Regions from separate parts of the Homo sapiens genome. Here all the other regions are linked to region 4. A link is a loop called in an ENCODE intact Hi-C map of the cell type or tissue named here. Cell type or tissue: B cell. All regions are shown on one strand. Each heading gives the region's core, and the rest is flanking DNA. Links, peaks and the distances in the headings are about the cores only. Region 1 has its middle 62 kb from the start of ELMO1. Region 2 has its middle 15 kb from the start of NME8. Region 3 has its middle 47 kb from the start of ELMO1. Region 4 overlaps ELMO1 (engulfment and cell motility 1).

Region 1 (6,340 bases), core at 468-5,467, 300 kb after region 4:
GATAGCTCCCTAAAGGCATAGGAGCAGTGGAGCGTGGAATGCGTTGTTGGTACTCAGGGAGGCAGCCATGCACCTGTGCATATTTGAAGACAGATAGGATGCCCAAATGCATGCAGCAAGATGTGCAATTCTCCCATTTTATCCCTCTCCAATCACGATTGTGCTGAGCTTTCCATGTCTGGGCAAAAATGTGAAAATGGTTCAGAAGAGAGTTGCCATTAAATAATCAGAAAGTAAAGCTCGTAAGTCAAGATAAAATGAGGTGAAATGATTTGGCTGGGAAAAGTCTTTGAAGTCTTCAGTGACATGAGGAAGAGGACCAGCTCTTCTGGATGTAAGATGCAGTGAAAAGGTCCCAGGTTTTGAATAAGAGAAAGCTGGCTGTGAACTTCGACTCTTTTACCTACTCTCTGTGTGATCTTGGGCAAATACTGACCTCCCTGCATATCAATTTCCTAATCTATAATATGGGCATAATATCCATTTCAAAGAGTTGTCAGAAGGACTAAATGAGATGACATGGTAAAGTGTCCACAACAGATGATACACACCAAATTCAGGATGGTAGCTTCTCTGCAGGAGGAAGGAAGGAGAATGGGACAGAGACAGGTAGCAAAGGGAGCTTTAATTTTAACTGAGATAGTTTGTGTCTTTTATTCAAATTTAAAGAGATCGGAAGCAAGCATAAAAATATGTTGACATGTGTGGATCTGGAGACAGTGCTTGTTACGTAATTTTCCATACTTTGTTTTCGTTTTCAATTAAACAGAGATAGTGCAAGGCACATAGGGAACGCTCCACACAGGTATAGATTCTTTTCCACACCCCTCATCAGAAGCTGAAGAGCATAGTCTCCATTATGATGAATTTAGGCAGGACCCATGGAAACAAATCCTGCGGAGAGCCTGAGCCAAGTGGAATTTGCCTCTGGAGAGCTGTGCCTGCCTTTCACAATGGAGTTCCACACAGGCAAGTTCTTTCTCCCTCTCCTCCATGTGGACCGGATAAACACAACATCCCTGCTCTGCCTTACTCAGCTCTATTGCTCAGTCCAGAGACATGTTGTTGTTATGAGATCTATAATCAACAGCCAGATTCGACTTTCTGTATGGGATTTTCTATCAAGGAAGGTTGTTTATGTCTTAATCAACTGTAGCATGCAACTCCTGCCAACATATGTGTCACTGTGATTTCCATATTGAAGACTTCCCTTCCTCAAAATGATGTTTATTTAGTCTGTACACTTTGTTTAGATTCTCCTCATGGAAATTCTGGTTTTAGGGTTATGAAAGTAACTCTTACAGAGCTCCTAAATGTGGTGAGCTCCACATGAAAGCTGGCTTTCTTGAAGCTTATTATCAATGGATTGCCATGCACAGAGGGTAATGGAGCTTAGAGAGGGCATCCACCTATCTTGCAACAGATAGTCACATAATGCACAACACAGGGTTCAACAACTCAGAGGATTTTCAGACACTGAAACAACATAGGGCTGTTCTGTTGTTTAGTTGTTCTTTTTTGACCTCCTATCTTTCTATCTCTATTTACCCCCACTCTCCTTACCTGGATTCTTAGGAAGGAAAAGGCTGTGTTTTTGGAGACAGAAATTAAATGAATGAAGCCTATCCTAGTGTGCATTCCTATGAGCTCCACCACCATTCCTGTAGGAAAGACTCATTGTTCACACATGCTGGGCTTAGAGAGCAGTATTCTTCCACTGCCCAGGAAAGAGAAATATAGTGTCTCCTTCCCCCTTATGTTTTGTAGTATTGATGCAGGGGGCACGTGCTGTCAACTCACTCGGAGCTATGCACACAGAAATTTCAGAACGTTTTAAATGTTATAAAATTGCAAGTTAATAGCAGAAAGGGGTATTTGAGGAAATTAGTCTTTCAAATAATTTATCAGAGTGCTTACAATTCCCATTTCAAGGCAGGTGAAGTAATAATGGATGGTTGGGACTTGAATCATATTCAATGCATGAAGTAGAAAGGCCATCTGCATCCAAATTGTTTGAGTAAATGGAAGAACCAGAACTGTCTGGGCAGATATTGCTGCTGCTGCTGCTGTCACCGTTTTAACTCGATGCCGAGTGGCAGCCCTGGGAGAAGGCAAAGAGAGCTAATGCTCATTGCCTTAAACAAAACCTTCCACGCGAATCCACATGCTACCCTTGTACCTCCCAGGCTATTTGAACCAGAAGTCAAAAAACAATCAGTGAAGAGTTTGGTTTCCTTCGAGAGAGAAGCCCAGCATTAAAATGCTGGTCTCTTCCTTGAATATGACTCCCTTGGTGTTCTAAAATAATAAAATGGCAATATCCTTTTAAACCAAAAAGCAATCTCCTCAAAATAATTATAGTGCATCAAGGATAACTTGCAAATATGCTCCAGGAAATCAAGGCAAAGAGCAAATCAAGGGAAAAATAGATATTTCCTCAGTTAAGGCTGATGCAAATGGCAGCACTTTTATAGCATTTGGTCCTGGCAACATGGCTCAGCTGGGAGAAAGAACACCTAAAACCTGAATCCCATTAATTTTACAATACTATTTCCGTAGGGTTTCCACTGAGACTTAGCAGGGTTTTTAGTATCCTTTTGTGGGAACATCAATACAATTATTTGTGGAGTACTTTGCAAAATGATCTGGGTCAATAATATACAGCCAGAATAAAGCGAAAAAGCCTAGTTTGGAGCTCTATTACCACTAACAAACCCAGCTCCACTGAGCAATTGTTTTTATGTGGTGATTTAAATTATGCAATAATTTAACCGACATGCTCTGTGAGAGAATCATTTATCCTCTGTTCTCTAACATGGCTGTCTTGGAAAGACTTACACCTTTAGAGAGAACATTAAACTAAGACAGCAAATAAGAGAGGAAGAAAAAATGATCACAAATACAAAATTTAGGGGAAAATGCCACCTTGACTCCCTCCTGCCCTCTGCTGGGTATTGTATGCATCCTCAGTCCACCTCAGTTCTTTCTACAGGACAGTGTTGAGGTGATCTGGGTGTGACAAATATTTCTATTCTGGTGAATCTTATAGGTAAATATAATGAAAGTGAGTCAAGGGTTTGCTTTGTAAGTTTTCTGTTTTTTAAAATTGGGATAAAATAGACCTAAAAGTCCTCATTTTAGCCATTTTGAACTATACAGTTCAGTGACATTAAGTATACTCACCTTATTGGGAAACCATCACCACCAACCATCTTCAGAATGTTTTTTCATCTTGCAAAAGTGAAACTCTATCCATTGAACACAAACTGCCCCTTCCCACCCTTCCCCTAGCCAGTTTGCTTTCTGTCTCTACGAATCTGAATGCTCCAGGTACCTCACGTAAGAGGAATCATACAGTATTTGTCATTTTGTGATCAAATGTTTATTTTTAAAACTCATAATGAAATACTATAAGAATATATAGGTAACAATGAGAGGAGATGAACGAAGGAGTATGTAAGAGTTTTGGGACAAACATATGAAGGAGGAGAGAGGGAGTTAGCAGGAACAAAGTGACAAAATGAGAGAGCAGCAGTGTAGCAAATCCTGGCAATGTGCTTCCCTGTTAAAATGCTGTGACTTGGCTGGGTTCGGTGGCTCACGCCTATAATCCCAGCACTTTGGGAGGCCGAGGTGGGTGGATCACTTGAGGCCAGGAGTTCGAGGACAGCCTGGCCAACATGGTGAAACCCCATCTCTACTAAAAATACAAAAAATTAGCCAAACGTGGTGGTGCATGCCTGTAATCCCAGCTACTTGGGACACTGAAGCAGGAGAATTGCTTGAACCCAGGAGGTGGAGATTGCAGTAAGCCCCCAAGATCCAGCCACTGCACTCCAGCCTGGGAGGCAGAGCATGACTCTGTAAAACAAAAACAAAAAGAAAAACAAAAAAACAAACCTGCTGTGACTCAAAATAAGCACCAAAGAAGTAAATTGCACAAGGATCTACAACTAGCATATGCTGGAGCCTGGTTTGACTCTATCCTTTTGGGCTCCAGAGGTTCACTGGATCCATGTCCTTATCTCATGAACCAGTTTCTTCCAGTGCAGTTTCTCATTTTGTAAAACGTTAAGAAATTTTCCAGGGGTTAAGAGTACGGCCCTTGCTCACTGTTCATCTCATGCATGCAGTGATCACCTATCAGTTAACTTTAGTATGCCTGACCCCCGAGACCTTGAGCCCCAAGTATCTGCCATTATCCCACCCTTTGCCTGAAACCTTATAACATAAAGGTAGCTGTTTACTACTTGCGACCCTGGGATTAGGACAATAATTGTCCCTCAGGTCTACTCCATTTAGGTAAGCTTCTTGAAAGGTGCTTGGGGGGCTTCTAAACTGTGTGATTTGTAGAATCAGCAAAAGGATTAGTTGAAACAAACCGAAACCACACTGTATTCCTTCTACTAAGCACAGGTATAGCCAACAACCAAGCAACAAAAAGAAAGCCAATTAATGTTGGTGTATTGCCAGGACAGTTGAGCAGCTACCTCCTCGCCAGCCTAGTGGAGTAGTGGGAAATGCTCATGGAACCTCCCGCTGCCACCTGGTTCATCTCTAGGTCCCACTCACAACAGGACCCTCCAGGGGGGTCTCCTGGCATCTGGACTGATGTACTTTGGTTGCCCTCCCTGAGGGGGTTATGAGTTGACACTTAAAGTCACAGAGTCCTTACTATCTGCTGCATTTCTAACGCTCTAGCTGCCGATGTTCCTGTTTGCTCTTGGCAAGTCTGTGCAATTCCTGGAGAGATGTTCTCATTCTGTAAATCTACTAGCTGTTTAAATACAACAGCAAACAGAGTGACCTTCTCACTGTCGGTTCCGGCAGTGCTGGGAGAGTTTGATAGTTTTAACAGACTTTGGTGGGAAGAGAAAAAGTTCCTGTCTGGAAGAGTCACTTCCCTGCCTTGGTCTCTGAAGGACCTGACTGGGGTTGCTTACCACACTAGACTGTCAAGCCATCCCTCCCACACAGCAACTAGGCTTAAGAGAGTCCATCTGCTGCTTCTACAAGATTTTATTTTGCTGTTTATTTAACAGTTTTATGCCCACTTAATATTATGCTTTCTTATGACATTTACGATTGAGTTGTAGTGACTTAATAAATGCTTAGTGGCTGAATAAACCATTAGAGCAAAAAACTTGTGTTAAAATATTCAAGGCATTATTTCTCGGAATACGGTAAACTCTTATCCGTTTATATGACAATAAACTGGCTCACAGGAATCAAAGTCAAGTTATAGAGAACATTTTTATTTAAAATTAGACTTATAGGCATAACTCATATTTCCACTCTGGTTTACTAAGACTAGGTAATTTATATAATTGTAGTGTGAACTACCTCGTTATATAAGCCAAGAGGTATCTTTAGTTGGTTTTGGTCAGATGTCCACCTGGAGTGGTCTTCGTCAGGATGGAGGTCTGTTTGCATGGGTCCTCATAAAGCTGGCAAAGTGATGCCCACCTATTTATGCTCTGCTAGTGAGTGGCCCACCTCCAGGCTGGAGCCTGTATCCTTTGTTCACTTAGCCTGATTCTGAGCTCCCAACCTTAGCTCCATCAGCATGGCCCCTGAACAGCTGCAAACAACTTTCTATCCTAAACTTCTGAAACACACAGCAAATGGCTCAGAACTCAAGATCTGGCCTCCTGCAGAAAAATTCTTAGAAGCCAGTTTGCCCTGTCACTGGCCTCTAGCAAGCTCCTCCTTCTCGGGGGTGTTGGAAGCCTCCATGGAGGAGATGGTCTGTAGACCTAGCTCAGTTCCCTGCAGTAGATGCTCACATCACACACAGTGGCTCTCATTATATTATATTGTCAAAGTGGGTCTGGACTTACATGTTGGGGCTCTGGCTTTCGGTTCCATCCCTAAGTCTTATTTTTACTTTTATTTTTAAGGGAGTGCTTGTTATGGGTGAGGACCTGTCACTATTTCCCTTCGCAATCCAATTCTAGGCTGAACAATGACTTGACTTTCTGGAGACATATTCGTTGATGGCCACATTTTCACCTGTGAACTTCTTAGATGCTTAGGCTTCTCTAGAATAAAATGATCTTTTAAAAATAACTGAAATAGTCTCTAAAGCAGCAGTATTCCACTGCTTGGGTTCCCACCCCAGCTCTCTCTTTCAGCATCGGCTTATCAAAGTCTCTTCCAAGCGTTTTAGTTTTCTCATCTGGAAGATATAATAACAGTGCTTCATGGGTATGTGTGGGGATTTGACAACCAAATCCATGAAAATCACCTGGATCAGTAATTTAACGCTACTATTATTGTTGACGTCTTTTCTTAATGCAAAGTTCCAATATTGGATTGACTTGTGGCGAGAGACACGGGG
Region 2 (6,340 bases), core at 388-5,387, 630 kb after region 4:
ATTCTAAATCTGAGAAAAAGCAGTGCTCCGCTTTGAATTTCAAATGTCTTCAACATTGAAGTCTGTTAATCAGGCTATTTTCTTATCAGCTCTGAGTCTCAAATGCTGCATCTATAAGAAGAGAAGTCCTTTCCAGTTCTAAGAGCAGTGACTGTGTGTGGCTTCAGGAATGATAATTACACATTCCAAAATGCATCCTGGATTAATTTCTTAATTCACATCTACCAGAGATGTGAGTACCCAATGCTTAAAGAACTATGGTTCCATGACTAACAAGAAGTGATTCACTGAGCCCAACAAGCAATCTAATCTAATTGCCTCTAAGTGTTGTTTAGTAGGGGTAACTTTGGCTATTTTAATGAAATGTGAATTTTTAGAAATTATAGACAACAAAACAAATGTGTGTTCAGCAATTCCTGCCTACAGGAGTTCACACTCACTTAAGGAAGGCAAGGCACGTGCAGTTGAAACAACTAGCGAAAAAACAATTCTAAATAAACTAGCGTTGTATACCGATATAATTAAGTGCTAAAGTGTGCAGTTCAATCAGATAATATAAGATTTGGAAAAGAAAGGTGATAAAGTATGCCCCCAGACAAAATGGACTCCCTGTGGCTAACTGAGGAGCTCAAAGTTAAAACAGAACTAGGTGTCCATAGCTGGGTGACAGAATGGTCACATGTTCTGCGCTCTCAGAAAGATGTTGTAAAAGTATCAAAGGACCTCCCATTCTACAATCAAGCTGAACCAGCTCCTGTTCTGTTGTTGGGCTACAAGATAAACTGCTGCAAAAAGCACAGCACCTGCCCACACCTCCCAGTGCCGCAAGCCCCAGGCCCCATTGGCCATTTGAAAGAAACATCTGACAGGGACTGCTGGTTTGGGGCTTGGGAAGCAACCAGAGATCACCTCCCCTAGCCAATTAAGGCTCAGCTGTTTGGGCCAATCAGAACTCAGCTCTGTCAGCCAGTCAAAACCAAACAAGACTCAACCCTTTGTTTGCATAAATAGACCTGGTTGGGAACCTGGGTGGGGACTTTTCCTATAAAACCCCAGGCATGCCATCCCTTCATTCTCTGGAATGGACCTTCATTTTACACAGCGGCCTGCATGTCTGCCTGATTTGCAAACAGTTCTCTGGAATAAAATCTCTTTCCTCCAGATTCTTTTTCAGAGAGCTTTTGTTCACAAAGGGGATAAAAAGATTAAGCTAAGATGAAAATCAGAAAAAAAAAAATAGAATCACTGCAATAATAAGGCTCATTATTTCCAAGATTTTTATGTATCCTGGTCTGAGTATGTCCGTCCTTAAAGCATATGAACTGAAAAGAATAGGAATTGGATTTATGGGTTTTGATCCATTTAAAATATCAGTATTACAAAGTTTTCTAGTGAAGTTAAACGAATGCCCGCAAGTAATTTTTTTACAGAAACCCAGTTGAGAAGGGCTGCAAGAATTAAGAGTATTTTGAAAATATACCAGAGTAAGCAAAAATTGCAACATATGATGGTTAAAAAAAAAAGCTCAGTAGTATATCATATTAAAGATTTATATATTAAATATAACAGAATTTAGAAATTATTTATGTGTATGGGACACTGTTTTTATCATTTTTTCACGTAGAGTTGTCACCATCATTCATTGTGAAGAACAGTATATTTAATATTCATAGGAACATAGTATAAACATTCTTCTATGTAATATTAAATTCACAACAAATGGAGTATTTCTTGGGTTACATGGGAAAAAAAATAGCAGAATCTTGCTGAGCCTCCCCAGACAGATTCTATCACCAGGACAGCTCTTTAAGTTCCCAGATGCGGGTGCCTCCCTTCCTTGGCAGAATGCCTGGTGGACTTGGCAGCTGCCTTCTCAGCCCTTATCACAGCTGAGGCTTCCTGGGGAGTCACGCTTCTCCTCTTCCACCCACTGTGGGCGTGGGGTGCCACCCCACGGCTTCTCCTGGTAGCTCTGATGCTGCCACTGCAGTGACCCTGGCACCATCTGGTCCCTGGATGTACTTGCTGACACTGCCATCATCATCACCTGCACCTCTGCCCCAAGACAAGGTTGAGGATATTTTTCCCAGACCAGTTTCCCCAGTTGGGGATGTTTGTCCTAGGCCTAGATGCCATTCTAGAATCAGGAACTTAATCAAATCATAGATCTTCACTTGAAGAAAGCATAATGTCGATGGCCATGAACCAGCAATTTTTCTTCCTTTCTCTCATCTCCCTACTCCTTTTTAGGGCTATTCTGCCCAGCCTCATTTCCCCGTTCTGGATGGCAGATCCATCTTCTAGAAATAACTTTCAAGATGGAACTATAATCCAGGTCTTTGGTTGTAATCGAGGTCTTCTGGGAGTTCCGTTTTGGGATCCAGACTTATATCAAATCCTACATTTGCTTCTGGGGAAAGTTAAAATTTTGATATACAAGAGAATTAAAAAAATACTGTGCCATCAGAGATTAAAATGCTAATGGAAAGTAATTCAGGAGAGAAGAAAAATTGATTATGCTAATAAAAATAATATCAATTTGGTTGAAAATGCAAAATACAGTTTAGGTCCTCAGGGGCCATGGTAGAGAGTGTGGTAGGATTAATGAGAGAAGGAGTGGGGTAGTCCCTGCTTTGTGCGGGGTCTAGTCTTGAGGGGTTATTCTTGCTGTTCATGGTTGATGTGTGACGACACCTCCATACTTGTGTTGGAATCCTAGGGATTTCTGGGCATCGGCTCCCACTTCTAAAGACAGGGACTCTCCTGTGTCGGAGCTTTTGGGGTTCTGCTGAGAAAGGGGGAGGCTGAGTAGCACGAACTATCATGATTGATTAGTAACGTCTGCTACAAAAGTGGGAGGGTGGGGGACGGCTCATATGGCAAATATTTATCACCTTACCCCATAACATGCTTTCTGGCTGTATTGTCAGGCTGCTAGGAAATGCTTTCCACTCGGAACTGAGACCTAAAACTGGAAACTAGGCTGCAGGACCACCTGGGTACGTGTGAATTACAGAGGTTCATGCATTTCCAAATGGGGGTGTCATTTTAGAACTGGGGCGTAAGATGATGAGCAACAGAAAAGACAACGCCGAGCCCCCGGGTATGAGCTCAGAACTCTTTACATGTTTGATGCTCCAAATGGTCTAGGGCAGGGGGGCTTCAGAGCCTTGGCAGCAGAACGTGGTCGCGTAGATGTTTATCTGATTTTCTGTTGCGCTGCTGCTCAACCGCCACTACGGAAGTGCACACTGCCACCTTATGGACGTCTTGAGAAGTTACACTTACACGTTATTAATTATATTAAATAAAATTCAAATGTAATAAATAATGTCAGGGGTAGTTTTTATAAACATTTGCAATGAAAATTCATATGAGGACTTCAGACAGAATATATTCAAATGAAGAGTTGATTTCGATTTCACTGATGAAATTAAATAACAGGATTAAGATGAAATTCTCAGCTATTTTAGCATTTTAGTGTTTTTCTGCTACTGAGTTGTGGGAATTCCTTATATGTTTCGGCTTGTCATAAATATGGTTGACAAATATTTTATCTGATTTTATACGTTTTTTCACTCTATTGATTATTTCCTTGGTTGTACAGAAACTTTTTAATTTTATGTAGTCCCACTTGTCTATTTTTTACTTTTGTTGACTGTGCTTTTGGTGTTGTATTCAAGAAATCACTGCCAAGATCATTATCATGAAGCTTTCTCCCTATGATTTCTTCTAGAAGTTTTATAGTTGGGGTATTACATTTATTTATTTATTTAAAGACAAGATATTGTTCTGTCACTCAGCTGCAGTGCAGTGGCACAATCAAAGCTCACTGCAGCCCCAACCTCCTGGGCTCAAGTGATCCTCCCATCTCAGCCTCCCAAGTAACTGCAGGTAACTACAAGTGTGCACTACCACACCAGGCTATTTTTTGTGGAGACAGGGTTTCTCTGTGTTTCCTGGGCTGATTTCGAACTCTTGAACTCAAGTGATCCTTCCACCTTGCCCTCCTAAAGTGCTGGGATTACAGGTGTGAGCCTCCAACCCTGGCCAGGTCTTACATGTAAGTCATTAATCTATTTTGAGTTGAATGTTGTGTGTGGTGTAATATACACATGTGAATATCCAGTTTTCCTAACATTTGTTGAAGAAACTACTGTGTATTCTTAGCATCTTTGTCAAAGATCAATTAATCATATGTGTGTGTGTTTATTTCTGCACTCTCCATTCTATTCCATTGATTTATGTGTTTATCTTTAAGCCAATACAATACAGTTTTAATTGCAGTAGCTTTGTAATATATTTTGAAATCAGGAACTATGATGCCTCCAGCTTTCTTTTTTTTTCTAGAGATTGTTTTGGTTCTTCTGGATCTTTTATAGTTTAATATGAATCTTAGGATTGTTTTTACTATGTCCGTAAAAAATGCCATTGGGATTTTGATAGAAATTGCATTTAAACTGCAGATCACTTTGAAGAATATGATTATTTCAACAATATTAAGTCTTCCAATCCATGAACATGGGATTTTGTGAATATTCTTGTATGGTTTTAGCCTAATTAGAATGTTTCTAATGTTTTGATTTTACATACAATGTTAGCTGTAAGTTTCAGACGGAATTATTTCTCAACTCTTAGTTTGTTCAGAGCTTTCTAAAATTATTATTAATGAAAGTTAATCATTTTTGGCATAGACTTGGTTTTTAACTTTGATTAAGTCCAGTTATTACTTTTAAAATTTTATGATGACTCTTTGTGTTCTAAGAAATATTTGATTACCATCCCAAGATTGTAAAAATATTCTATACTTTTGGAAAAGCTTTATAGTTGTAAACTTTTATGTGTAAGTCTGTGATCCATCTGAACTACATTGCATATTTTATGAAGGTGAAGGTTCATTATTTTCCATATGGAGTTTAAATTTTTCCAGCATCATTTATTTGAAAGAATTTCCTTTCCCTGTTGAACTACCTTGATGTCTTTGGAGAAAATAAATTGACAGTATGTGTGGGACTCTTTCTGAACTCTGTATTTTTTTCATTGATCTATACATGGCATTACCACACCATTTTAATTGCTGTAGTTTAATAGTAAAGTGCACGTTTTCTACCTTTTTTCTTTCTGACTCTTCTGGGTACTTGACATTTCCAAATCAATTTTAGAATCAGATTGTCAAGTGCAACAAAAAATGGTTGGGATTTTTATTATGATTGCATTGAATCTATAGAATAATTTCGATTAAAAGTGACATCTTGGGCCGGGTGCAGTGGCTCGCACCTGTAATCCCAGCACTTCGGGAGGCCAAGGTGGGCAGATCACAAGGTCAAGAGTTCAAGACCAGCCTGGCCAACATAGTGAAACCCCACCACTGCTAAAAATACAAAAAAAAAAAAAAAAATAGCCGGGCATGGTGGCAGGTGCCTGTAGTCCCAGCTACATGGAAGGCTGAGGCAGGAGATTCGTTTGAACCTGGGAGGTGGAGGTTGCAGTGAGCCAAGATCGCATTGCACCACTGCACTGCAGCCTGGGTGACACAGCGAGACTCTGTCTCAAATAAACCAAAAAAAGTGACATCTTAACAATTAGTCTTCTAATTAATGAATATGATACACTTTTTTGGTTTCTTTAATTTTTTTCAGCAATACTTTGTTGTTTTCAGCAATAAGATATATTTCTCTTTTTAAATTTATGACATATTTTTATCTTCTTTGATGGTATTGTAAATTTTAAAGTTAATTTTATTTTCCAAACCTTCGATGCTAGTTTATGGTATACAATCAATTTTTTATATTTACCTTGTATTTTGCAACTTTGCTTAATCATCTATTAGTTCTAGTAGGTTGATTTTTCCCCAAGATTCCTTAGGATACAAAATCGTGCCTTTGCCTGTATGTATATATTTTTTTCAATCTTTATACCTATTATTTATATTCCCCTTGTATTGCACTAGCTAGCACTTCAATATAACATTTAGTAGAATTGGGGGAAGCAGACATTCTTGACTTGTTAAAGGTATTATGGGAAAGTTTTTAATAATTGACCATTACATATAATGTTAGCCAGAGGTGTTTTATAGATACACTATATCAAATTGGAGCAGTTTGCTAAGAGATTCTGTGTGTGTGTTTATCACGAATGAATATAAAGCTTATCACATTATTTTCTTCATTTATTTATATCATGATATAGTTTTTCTCTTGTATTATGCTAATATGGTGAATAAATGCTTCATTTTCAAGCTTGCATTGATAGATAAACCTCATTTGGTCATGACACGTGATCTTTTTCATGTATTATTAGAATCAGTCTGTTAATATGTTACATATATTTACATCTATGT
Region 3 (6,340 bases), core at 775-5,774, 290 kb after region 4:
TACCATGTACCAGGGACTACACCATGCTAGGAAGACCTGCATAGAGTTTACAGCTGGTGAGTATTTTGTAATTACAGATCAAAGTCTTGAGAAATGAGCTCATGCCTTCCTGGGTGTAACATTTGTAATCTACTGTAGCCAGTCTTCAATTAAAAATATTAAATGCTGTTTTTGTTCATTAGAAGGAATGTTTAAAACCAAAAGGAAAAAGCAATACTTTTCAATGTGTGTGAGATGTTGGCATGGTTAGACGTGGCTGGAGGAAATATTTAGCATAGGTCCTAAATGTTTGAGAACCCAGCGTTGCCAGCTGTGCTGCAGGTCACAGAGAATGCCATTGTTTGTTCTTGGAAACTGTTGCTTTTGTTCACCAACTCCCCCAACTTTGCCCAAGAGAACAGTCGAGCAGTTACAGCTCTCCTATACTGTTCCTTAGTAAAGTACCACTAGCCCTCTTTTGTTAGCATTTTTTCCATTTAATGACCTTGATAAAGATAATTAAGTGATAAAAATAACTCAAGGAAAACAGATTCAAGTAAAGCCTTTTCCCAAAGGAAAATAATGAGCGCCCCTTCGTCACCTTGCCTCATAATAAGCGCACACTCACATGTATATATGTTTATATGCGTATGTGTTTATATGTATCCATATATACACACGTGATAATGCAGGTATGCTTTTTGATAGATGAAAGCCCTGAAGCACATTTAGACATTTTTGTTAAAGAAAATATGCTAGTAGCACATGAAAAATAAAATACATAAGAGTTACATAAGTTGAGGGGCCACACAAAGCTTTTCCATAAATGTTGTGATTCTAGCCACAAGTAAAAATAGATTAGAAAGATTTGTTTGAAACAACAGCTCAACTACCCACGATTCGACCACCTGCAGTTTCACCTGTTGGGAGAACAACCAGGAGCAAGAAAATAAAACACAGAACCAGACTAGCCAGACTAGACACAGGGCAAGGTATGCACCGCTGTCGTCATGGAGCAGGCCCTTGCGTAACGGGCCCCGCTCTCCCACTTGGGCTACGCACGTTCCTAACTAACAAAACACGACGCTCATCCTTCCAAGGCCTCTGCAGATTAGAAACAGAAGGAGCCCTCCCTGCTGCCTTGGTGTGTTGGTAGCAACACAAAGTAACAATGGAAAGTAAGGGGGAAAAATAAGAAAACCGTAACACGTAGAGGCAATACTTCCCAGAGCAGAGTTGCCTGGGTTCATGTACTCTAGGTACAAACAGGCCTTTAGGACCTCAGCGGACCCTGAAGACACTGCCGCGTTCAAACACTGCCCACGAATCCATTTTCACACTGTTAGTGCTAAGTTGTAATGAAACGGTTACATTTTATTCTTTACTCAGTTGAAATTAGAGTAGTGGGAAATATATTTTAGAATATTGTCCATTTGAAATATTTTAAAACAAGTGAGTTTAAAGCAGCAAACTTGTGACTCTACAAAAAAAATCTGGTTTAAAACAACAAACATTCATTTCAGGGGGTCCTAGAGAGACAGAGCTTGCGCACGCGGGCGCGCGCACACACACACGCATACCTACAGTATACACATATGCGCACTCATACACACATTCCTATACAATAATTAGCTGAACTTCAGGAAGATGGGTTTCTTTTGTGTCTCAAACTAGGAAAAACAAAATAAACTGCTTTGCGTAAAAAAAAATTAAAGTTTGAAAATATCCACAGGGAGTAAGCAATACATTTCTTTAAACTCCAGAGATCAATGTAATTACTTTAAAAGACAGATCAATGTGATTCAACTTTTGAATATCTAATATAAATATCACCCATTCTTTCCAGAAGAGATTCATTTTCATTACATTCTATAAAATACATTTTTCCCCTTCTGCAAAGCTGAAAGTACTTTCCAAATATCCTATTACATAGAGTTGAATCTGCCACTCTGAATTTTCTTGGGGAGATAGTAAGCTAGCAAAATTTCATCTGGAGATTTTACAGTGAAACCTATAATCCCTGGCCTTCAAGATACAAGCTATATAGGAAGCAGAAAAAAAAAGGTTTCAGAACATCACAAACTTATGAACCAATTGTGGTTTCTGACTACTAGAAAGATTGAGAGCAATCTAAATTTAGTTATCAGAATTTTGCATAACAGTCAAGCCAAGCGCATGCTGGAAAAGCAAATTGAGTTCCCTACTTCATCCCCACCAGTCTGATGCAGTAACACTGGAGGCTGGTGGCCTTGCCTAATTTTAATTGTCATTCCTGGTGGTAGGTGACTCACTCTTTGAGGGGCCCTGGCTATTTGAGTAGGTCTTTCCTTCTCTCTCTTAACGTCTGTTTTTTTCATCAAACACTTTGGAATTCAGATGTAAGATAGTCGCCTCTTCAAGCTTAAAATTTATCCTCTCCATTGGAGGTTATTATTCTAAGTGAAGTAACTCAGGAATGGAAAACCAAACATCGTATATTCTCACTTATGAGTGGGAGCTAAGTTACGAGGACACAAAGGCATAAGAATGATACAATGGACTTTGGGGGCTCGGGGAAAGGGTGGGAGAGGAGGTGAGGGGTGAGGGAAAAAAGACTACACATTAGGTCCAGTGAAGACTGCTTAGGTGATGGGTGAACCAAAATCTCAGAAATCACCACTAAGGAACTTATGTAACCGAACACCACCTGTTCCCCTAACACCTATTGAAATGAAAAAGAAATTTAAAAAAATTACATTAAAAAAATTATCCTTTTTTTTTTTGACCTTGTTGAAAAAGAACATATTTATCCCTTTGGTAGCTTTCTTGGCCTTGAGTATACCACCTAGCGGAAAGAGGGGTAATTGCAGGTTCTTTTGAAAACAAAAATGCTTTGAATGTTTCCATGACTCTAGGGAGATTTGGCAATCAGACTTTTTTGTCCAACATTTCCAGGAGATGTGAATGAGCTCTGATTTCCACAAGGTATCATTAAATCTTAAGCACTTAGCAAAAATATATTTAATAACATACTTAAAATTATTAATTATTGCTGGAATAAGTATTTTGTTTAGGGTAAACTTTCGAAATGATTTAGGCTGGCATTTCATCATTTTTGATGTGATACACGTATGTTTTATAGTACATTGGGCACCCTTGTATAATTACTATGTTTAACTCATCTACAGTTTGTTTCTTCTATTATTATTATTATTATTATTTGAGAGGGAGTCTTGCTCTGTTACCCAGGCTGGAGTGCAGTGGCACAGTCTTGGCTAACTGCAACCTCCATCACCTGAGTTCAAGCGATTCTACTGCCTCGGCCTTTTGAGTAGCTGAGATTACAGGCACCTGCCACCATTCCCAGCTAATTTTTTTTTTTTTTTGTATTTTAGTAGAGATGGGGTTTCACCATGTAGTTCAGGCCAGTCTTGAACTCCTGACCTCAAATGATCTGCCCGCCTCAGCCTCCCAAAGTACTGGGATTACAGGCGTGAGCCACCGCGCCCAGCCTGTTTGTTTTGAGACAGGGTGTTGCTCTGTTGCTCAGGCTGGAGTGCAGTGGTGCGATCATAGATCACTGCAGCCTTGACCTCATGTCCTCAAATGATCCTCCTGCTTCAGCCTCCCAAGTAGCTGGGACTACGGGCACACACTACCACTCACAGCTAATTTTTTTTGTATTTTTTATAGAGATGGGGTTTCACCAGCCCAGGCTGGTCTCAAACTCCCGGACTCAAGTGATCTGTCTGCCTCAGCCTCTCAAAGTGGTGGGATTACAAGTGTGAGCTACCTTGCCCAGCCACATCTGCAGTTTGTGTATAATTTAGATATGCCTATTTTGTGGGATTTAGGGCAGAGTGTTAATCTTCTAAATTATTACCAGAGTTTACAGTTGAGTCTCTGATTTTGTAATAAGATGTTTGTTAGAGAGACGGTTTGTTCTGAAATTGGTCAGCTTTCTAACTCTCAACTTTCACATTGTTCCTTATCCTTAGATATAACTTGCTGGGTGATGTCCCACACTTGTTGGGTGATGTTGGTGGTTTTAAAGATGGGCTACCAGGCTGGGTGTGGTGGCTCACGCCTGTAATCCTAGCACTTTAGGAGACCAAGGCGGGCGGATCTCCTAAGGTCAGGAGCTCGAGACAAGCGTGGCCAACGTGGTGAAACCCTATCTCTGCTACAAATACAAAAATTAGCTGGGCATGGTGGTGCATGGCTGTAATCCCAGCTACCAGGGAGGTTGAGGCAGGAGAATCGCTGGAACCCGGGAGGCAGAGGCTGCAGTGAGCCGAGATCGCGCCACTGCACTCCAGCCTGGGTGACAGAGTGAAACTCCATCTCAAAAAAATAAATAAAATAAAATGAAGATGGGCTGCCTACATAAGGAACTCAGGGAAATCACTGCTTTAAAAGCTTTCTTGACAAATGATGCCAGAGAAAATTTAATTTTATGCTGAATGCAAAGCCACAAACATAAATGGATAGTGTAGGGTTTCCTGTTCTAAGATTTCAGGAATAAAATAGGAGAAGCCAAGTTCTGTCCTTGTCCCATGCAACATTATAAATTAGGAGTGCATTTTGATAGTCCCAAAACTATACCTTAATTTAAGAAAATGGAATACAAGCAATAAATATAATACTATAAATACATACAATAATTATGATATTATAAATATGACTCTATAAAAAAGACAGTCCCTGTTTCTTCCCTTCTTATTTGTAAGACATCGTCATCTTCCAAGCTGTCTTAATTAACTGCCACCCATAAGCATGACTGTTGTCACAGATGGGTGCTATTCAAAACGGTTAGCAATTCATTTACACACGCCCCCAAAGGAGAAAACACGATTCATTCAGCTGAAAGAACTGCCTGTGAAAGCAGAGTGGAATTCTCAGTGGTGGAAAATATAAAATAGATTGTCCCGAAATAGACTGCCACTTGGAAAGTGTCTTTTGCTTCTGGTGGTGGTAAGAGCATAGTAAGAGCGTGGCCTACTCCAATGGAAATTGTTCCACACCATGCCACGACAACTAAGCGTGACCACTCTGTCACTTCAGAAAAAGAACTGGTTAAGTACGTTATGCAGCATTTCTAAAAATGTGGGTCCGCAGAACTCTACTTTCTCTGAATGCTCATAGATGTATTTGAAATAGTGTTGTGGTCAAATAACATGACCAGAAATGCTCTTAGTGTAGGCTATCGTAGAGTGTTTAATTTCATTACCAATGAAATCCTTTCTTCTCACTGAGGAGCTCCTGACACTAGTGTTTCTAGAAACTGGCTTTAGGAAACATTGGCTTCAGAGGTTATTTTAACTCAGAAGTATTCCCATGCACATGCACAAATATCTGCATGCATATATTAAATATGAATTTGGAAAAACTGGGCCAGTGTTCTCTGTGCCCTGTAATTTACTACATAGTTTACTGTGAATTATACATATATAATTATAATTATATATGTATAAATACACATATATATACACTTAAGTATTTATTATAAAATTGAACTATTCATTTCATGGTGAAATCTTTAGTTAAGAATCGCTACACAGCACATTGTCTCTGCCCTCAAGACCTCAGTTGGGTGGGAGCAAAAACAGACATGGGAAAAAACAGTTTCAATGTATGTGGAGAAGATGTTTTTGAGCTACTGCTAAAGAATGTTCTGGGAGACCAAAAGAGAAGAAATTTACTTCATTTTCGGACAGACTAAGTATTTCATTTGTTGGACATACTTCATTTGATAACAGTGGATCTTGGAGGAGACAAATGCTTGAACTGAGTACTGAAGAATAAACAGGGGTTAGTAATTCAAAGAACAAAGTTAAACGGGGCTTGCGTTCTAGGCAAAGACACATCCTGAGGCATAGAAGAGCATGTCAAATAATAGGTGGGAAGCTTTTTTTTTTTTTTTTTGAGACGGAGTTTCACTCTTGTTGCCTAGGCTGGAGTGCAATGGCACAATCTCAGCTCACTGCAACCTCCGCCTCCTGGGTTCAAGTGATTCTCTTGCCTCAGCCTCCCAAGTAGCTGGGATTACAGGCCTGTGCCACCACGCCCGGCTAATTTTTGTATTTTTAGTAGAAACGGGGTTTCTCCATGTTGGTCAGGCTGGTCTTGAACTCCTGACCTCAGGTGATCTGCCCGCTTCAGGCTCCCAAAGTGCTGGGATTACAGGCGTGAGCCACCGCGCCTGGCTGGGAAGCTTTATTAGGAAGGAAGACGGGAAGATGAAACTGAAAGACACTGAGAGACCAGGTCATGGAAATAGTGTAGACTCTCTGGTTCTCAAACATCATGGCACATTAGAATCAACCAGAACTTGTGATTCAATAAGGCCAAATGAGGAGTAGGATGATCTGTATTTTGGATA
Region 4 (6,340 bases), core at 637-5,636:
AGCTAGACACAGAGTACTGATTGGTGCGTTTACAATCCTTTAGCTAGACACACAATTCTCCAAGTCCCCACCCAACCCAGAAGCCCAGCCGGCTTCACCTCTCATTACCATTTAAGAGCAGACTTTCTCTTCCCCACTTATCACAGACGGGACCCTCTGGGATTCTCCTCTCCATAGTTTACTGCTGCCCAAAAGCTCCCTGGGGACTTCCAAGTATAGTAGACTCTTCTTATTTGCAGTAGTTATGTCCTAGAAAGTTGCTGCAAATAAGTTAACAACTACTGAACCATTGCTCCTAGGAACAATATTAAATTGTTTCTGCGAGCCTCTGACCATAACGCTTTTGCCAACCAGTGAATATATAACCTTCTTTTATGTGTGTTTCTGTTTAAAGACACCCTATTTAGTATATGTTGTTGATTTGTTAACAATGAATGCTCAGCCAACAGTGCTGTAACTACTGCCACAACAAAGCTTAACAAACCCATATATTTTCGTATTTTTTCTGCGTGGCATGTCACAGCCTTCTTACACTTCGGAACATAAAAACAGCACTTCAGCACTACATTTAAGGGCCATTTGAAACTGAAATTACCATCAGAAAGCAGGAAGCACAAAAATGAGAAAAACGTGGCCTAGACAGACTGGGAAAGGGACACCTGTTTGAAGCATGAGAGCTGAAACAGGAAGGCAGGGTGGTGGCTTGGTGTCTTGTTCGACTTCAGCTGGAACATCTGAGTTGGGCAACTCAGATTTTTTGCCACTGTGCATTTTCCAAGAATGATCTAAAAAAGCATGTTGAATATTGATTTGGGCATTACAAATAAATTTTAGCAAAAAGGCAAATTTGCAAATACGGAATCCATGAATAATGAGGACTGACTGTATATTGCAAAGCCCTTTGAATTTAAAATTCTTCTATAACCTTTCCCTCACTCCAAAAGGCAACTCTACTTCCCTCTCTGCAACATAAACATTGGCCATGATAAATGACCTGCAGTTTCCCAAGCACCCAGTGTTCTTTCACCTTTAACTGTTACTTTCACCACGGATTTTCACACTACCCTCCTAGGGACAACCTACAACTCTCACGTTCTGCTATCACCATCTCTCACGGTGTCACAGAGCACTGGACGCCATTCCAATAATATTAATATCAATCATAAGATCGTAATAATAGCATCTAGATTCACAGACTATGTAGCAAGCACTGCTCTGAACAACTTCCAAGTATCTACTAATTTAATCTACACAACACACATATTGATAGAGAAAATTATTATCCCTCATTTTAAAGAATAAAAAACAGAAACATGAAAATGTCAAGTACCTTGCCCAAGTCACTCAGCCTGTGATTGGTAGAGTCAGAAATCGATGTCAGCAACCCAAATCTACAGCCCAAGCTTAATCACAATGTTACTCTCACAATGACTGTTGAAGCCTAGTAGCATTTAGACAAAGACGCTTCCTTCCGTAGTATTAGGATGGGGACAGAGATAGAGAAGGAAAAATATAAATATGCAGTTCATTTCATTCCCTGCCATCTCTATTTGCTGAAAAAATATTATTAAGATGACACCAACCCCTGCATATGTAATTTTGTGTAATTATACTTGTGTAACTACAGATAATTATCTTCCATCACCCAAGAAGGTAGAAAATCCTCTTAAAAATTTGAACATGAATCTTAATTCTGAAATGTTTTCACCATTACCCATAACCTCTTCCACCTTCACATTTTAGTCATTTTTCCCTCCAGGATGATCCTGAAATATGATGAAATTTTTTTGTAAAATATTTCATGTTAAAACACATTATATTGTTGAGAAACAATTTCTTTTTTTAAAAAAAAAAAGCTTATTTTCTCTGCAGTCAAGATAAAGGAAAGGAAAACAAAGCAGCTAGAAAAAAAAAAGCCTTGTCTGATTTTAATATCTGCTTTGATTCAGAAGGGATCAGAAAGATGAACTACAGACATCTCCTTTTTCATGCTTGTCCGGTAGACTGAACAAGGAAAAATTCACAAATAGAGAGACTACAAATTGGAAATAAACCAGAGACAAATTCTGAAAGGGCTCTAGCCAGGAACACAACACTTTGCAGAGTGTGAAAGCCATGGTGCACAGGTCTTGGCGGCTACAATCAAGAGGGACAACTTTGTATACAGCATTTCCCCTGTTCTCAAAATAAAGTCATCCTAGAGGTGAGAGTCTGCCTTCCATTACTCTCAGGAATCCATATGCCCTTCCTTAGAAGCTCCACTAAAAATAGCATTATCCCGGCAGGGCACGGTGGCTCACGCCTGTAATCCCAGCACTTTGGGAGGCCAAAGTGGGTGGTTCACCTGAGATCAGAAGTTCGAGAGCAGCCTGGCCAACATGGCGAAACCCTGTCTCTACTAAAAATACAAAAAATTAGCTGGGTGTGGTGGCGCACTCCTGTAGTCCCAGCTATTCAGGATGCTGAGGCAGGAGAATCCTTGAACCTGGGAGATGGAGGTTACAGTGAGCAAAGATTGCACCACTGCACTCCAGCCTGGGTGACAGAGCGAGACTCTGTCTCAAAAAAAAGAATAGCATTATCCCAGACAACTCTGTCTCTTCCCACCAGGGGACCTACAAAGGCCTGTCCATTTTGAAACCACAGAATCAATAACAAGAGATCTTAGAAGATGGCTGGTGTAGTGCCTCATGCTTGTAATCCCAGCACTTTGAGAGGCCGAGGTGGGTGGATCACCTGAGGTCAGGAGTTTGAGACCAGCCTGGCCAACATGGTGAAACCCGTCTCTACTAAAAATACAAACATTAGCTGGGTGTGGTGGTGGGCACCCGACAAGAGCAAAACTCTACCAAAAACAAACAAACAAACAAACAAAAAACGAGATCTCAGAAGATGAAGCAGCTTTTCTGTGTTATGACTAAACTTACAAGCCACTCAGCCACCTAGATTGTGACTTTAGAATTATTTTATCAGAAAAATTTGCTCCATTGGGATGTTGTGCTGAGAAGGAATGTGATGCCCATCTGCCTCCTCAAAGGTGTTGTGGTTTATTACCTTTTAATAAACTGTTCTTCTTGCCTTGTTGGCGCAATGGCCACTTTTACCTTGGAAAACTTAAAAGGCTGCAGATGATTTCTATGATGTGTTCTCTCCAAAAGGAAGAAAGGGAAGTAGCACTGGCTGAGTGCACCTTGGTTCCAGCTGCTGTGCTAGTCGCTGGTAGACGGTCCTGTGGGGCCCTCCCATAATCTCAAAACAGAAAAGATGCTGCCCAGTTTCACAGCTGAGAAAACCCATGCCCAAACAGGTTAAATGACTGAACCACTGGCCCATGGCTCAAAAGGAGGAAAGCTAAAATTAAATCTAGGCCCAGTGAACTCCAAAGCCTTGTCATGTAATGCTTGCTGGGCATTGCCTACTTGGGAGCAGAAACATGAGAAATAGCAGTCTTAATCTTATGAACTGAACTTTTCTTCAAAGTGATCCAAAAGATGATCCAAACCTCAAATTAATCCTTAAAGTTCAGTAAGGAGTTTAACAGGCAAGATGATTCCTCTTTGGGAAGTACAGAGAGAATTCTGCACGAGACTGCTTACAGCATCTAGAGATTTTGCAGCCAGACCCTGATATCATCAGCCAGCTTTCAGCGTTTTTGCAAGACCGTCTCTAGGTGGTGCAATGACCATGCGGTTCTGTTTACTGAGGCCTGTCTATTTCTGGCTGGCTGGGTATTCAAAAGTGAAAATATCTGCTTGTCAAAAGTTACTGGATCATTTCCAGCACTCAAAATCATTACTAAATAGTCGTTCCAACTTCTCAACTCTCTGATGCAAGACTGGCCTGGGAGAAGTTGCAGGGGAATAACTAAAATCAAAAACTAAAAAAGAACCATGGAAAAATAAAGAAAACCAACACTCTCTTATGATTATTCTCTGTTCAGAGTCTTTGCTTTTTCTAGGATGACTTTTCAAGTCCTCATAAGCGCTAAAGGCCTTAAAACCACCTCCAATTAACTTTCAGTTAAAAAAAAAAAACTATTATTCTGTACTCATGAAGCAGAACACTCCCCAGACAGGGAAAACTAAGACAGAGATACACCAAGACTAAACTGTACAAGGAATTAACAAGAATGTTAAGACAGATGGAGCTACATTGAGAAAATGTACTCTGATTTTGGAATACCCTGGTCATCTCACATAAGAACAGGGTCTGAAAATAAAAAGGAGATGCTTCATAGCACACACCCCCATTACAGATAGCTCTCACAGGGACCCAGATTCTATAGTAATCCTATCTCCTCCATGTGGTTGGCCCCCAACCTCTCTCTCTCCACAGTCCCTCCATACTGTGCATTCTGGGATCCAACTGCCCCCGAGGAAAATCACTACTGGGACAGAGACACATGCATCCCGGAGGCAGCACATGGAAAGAATTCAGGTTTTGGATTTTCTACATAGCTCAGAAGAAATCCAGGCACTGGCAGGAGGAGGACGATAAAATTGCAGTCACAGGAGCACCCTAGAACCAGGCTCTCCCTCAGAAGAGGAATCAATTAAGAGTATTTTCCAAATGTACATGCCCTGATTCTTCCTTGGTAATTTTGATATGACTTGAGGGTAAGAGAGATTGGGTGATTTCGCAAAGCCTCCCAAGTGACCTCGATATGTCTTGCTTACCACATAAAAGTAAAACTTGGAATTGAGGGTGAGGTAGAAAGTGAGTCCCATCCGCCTTCCCTGGACCATCGCTCTGGCAGAGGGGCTCTGCCAGCAAGGTCACTGCCACCCTGGAGCTTTGGTCATCGACACACAAGTACAGGAAACTCACCCGCTCCACCAGTCATGACATTTTTTGCTAAAATTTTAAAAAATTGATTCAACTAAAAGATAAAATGGAATGCCAAGGTCGAAACATAAAATATAATGATACAAAAATAATTTCAGAATACCTCTGTAAAGCAAGCTGCAAAGCTGAATATGCAGTAAGTATTCTTATTTAAAACGTCATATTAAAACTAACACTATAAAAACAATAACTGGACAGAGTGTTAGTTTTTTAGGTTTTTAGGTTTTTTTAGTTTAAGAAACACTACTGGAGAGAGTTAAAAAAAAAATGAACACTGCTGGTTAAAATGGACATGACTTTCTGTGTGTGGAAAGCAATTAGACAGTATCAAAAGCCTTGAAAACATATCTCATACAAAGTACAGTTCCACAAATTTATCCTAATAATGTGATCATGGGTGTGCATACATTCTGGGCTGTAAGATATTAATTATAGACTTATGGTAATTTCAAAGCATTGAATCATTTAGTAAAAGGGCTTGGTTAAATAAATTGTATTACATCTAAATAATGAAAAACAAATCAGTAATGAAACACAGTAATATGAAAACATTTTCAAAGAATATTCCCATGAAAGACAAGCCTTCTCAAATAACACATAAAGCATGATACCATTTGTCAAACTATGTATAAATATTATTATTAGTATATATACAGATATATACATTGTGTGTATATATATATATTTGGGTGTGTCTGTATATATGTATATGCATGAATATGTATATATATAAAATATATACACCTTATATATATACACACACAGACACACACATACAGATATATAGCTTATATATTTTTTTCCAAGGAAAGAGTATTTGGAACTATAAAATAATGCCTGGTGATTTCTAATCACCGAAGCCAAAATCTCAGTAATGCCATTTATGATGGGGATTAAAATTGAAATCCAATTTTACAACTGCAGAATTTGATATTAGCCGAAGGTCACTCAGAGACTTCATGGGGAGAAAATCGAGAATATAGTGCAAACAGAAATGAAAACAATGGATTATATTCAGGACAAGCTGTGTTCTGATTTGCAAACTAAAAAAAAAATCTAGGAGACAACCTATTAGCATTCATAGCAAGAGAGACCTTTTAAGAAAACATAAATTGTGTTAATGTCATCAGGATTAAATTTCAGGAGACTTTCAATTTGACTTTGATATAAAATTGATGTATGTAAGTAATCAACTCAATAACCCAATAATAAGATCCATCACTCATTTAAGGCAAACACAAATCTTAAGCATCTTGTGAAATAGATTTAATGAAGTCGAGATACATTCCGGGCTAACTACTCTCGGTTACACTTAATCAGAACTGAATAAACAAATGCAGTATTAGTCACACTTGTGCAAGTTATTCCATTTCACTGAAGCCAGAAGAGATTTTCATGTGATCCTGTTTAAACCAGCTAAACATCTGGAAATGTGGAAACTATTCCGTAAAGCGCAAGAGGACCACACGCTCGGAAGAGACATCAGTTATGTGGC

What was found. A loop is a pair of places that touch in the nucleus more often than their neighbours do. Peaks named below come from ENCODE experiments on the same cell type or tissue, not always from the same donor. Only the 100,000 strongest peaks of a DNase experiment are listed, where the experiment ranks them.
Region 1: a loop joins it to region 4, with 29 times the contacts of the local background. A loop is called at or near these places in 32 of 110 quality-filtered maps.
Region 2: a loop joins it to region 4, with 33 times the contacts of the local background. A loop is called at or near these places in 64 of 110 quality-filtered maps.
Region 3: a loop joins it to region 4, with 17 times the contacts of the local background. A loop is called at or near these places in 42 of 110 quality-filtered maps.

The regions. Positions count from the first base shown.
Region 1 is chr7:37,507,295-37,513,634 of GRCh38, forward strand. No RefSeq gene overlaps it. Among named protein-coding and RNA genes, the nearest start is that of ELMO1, 62 kb to the left of the region's middle. In B cell, for the core only: CTCF peaks have their summits at 2,939 (motif pointing left) and 3,140; a DNase peak (open chromatin) is centred at 2,947; H3K27me3 peaks cover 302 bases.
Region 2 is chr7:37,830,486-37,836,825 of GRCh38, forward strand. No RefSeq gene overlaps it. Among named protein-coding and RNA genes, the nearest start is that of NME8, 15 kb to the right of the region's middle. RefSeq lists an enhancer at 2,004-2,103. In B cell, for the core only: CTCF peaks have their summits at 1,966, 3,259 (motif pointing left) and 3,461; DNase peaks (open chromatin) are centred at 1,956 and 3,226; H3K4me3 peaks cover 540 bases; H3K27me3 peaks cover 580 bases.
Region 3 is chr7:37,492,986-37,499,325 of GRCh38, forward strand. No RefSeq gene overlaps it. Among named protein-coding and RNA genes, the nearest start is that of ELMO1, 47 kb to the left of the region's middle. In B cell, for the core only: CTCF peaks have their summits at 2,801 and 3,002; a DNase peak (open chromatin) is centred at 2,816.
Region 4 is chr7:37,204,989-37,211,328 of GRCh38, forward strand. All of the region lies in intron 13 of ELMO1 (engulfment and cell motility 1), which reads right to left. Among named protein-coding and RNA genes, the nearest start is that of ELMO1-AS1, 210 kb to the left of the region's middle. RefSeq lists an enhancer at 1-229. In B cell, for the core only: a CTCF peak has its summit at 3,705; a DNase peak (open chromatin) is centred at 3,683; H3K27ac peaks cover 569 bases.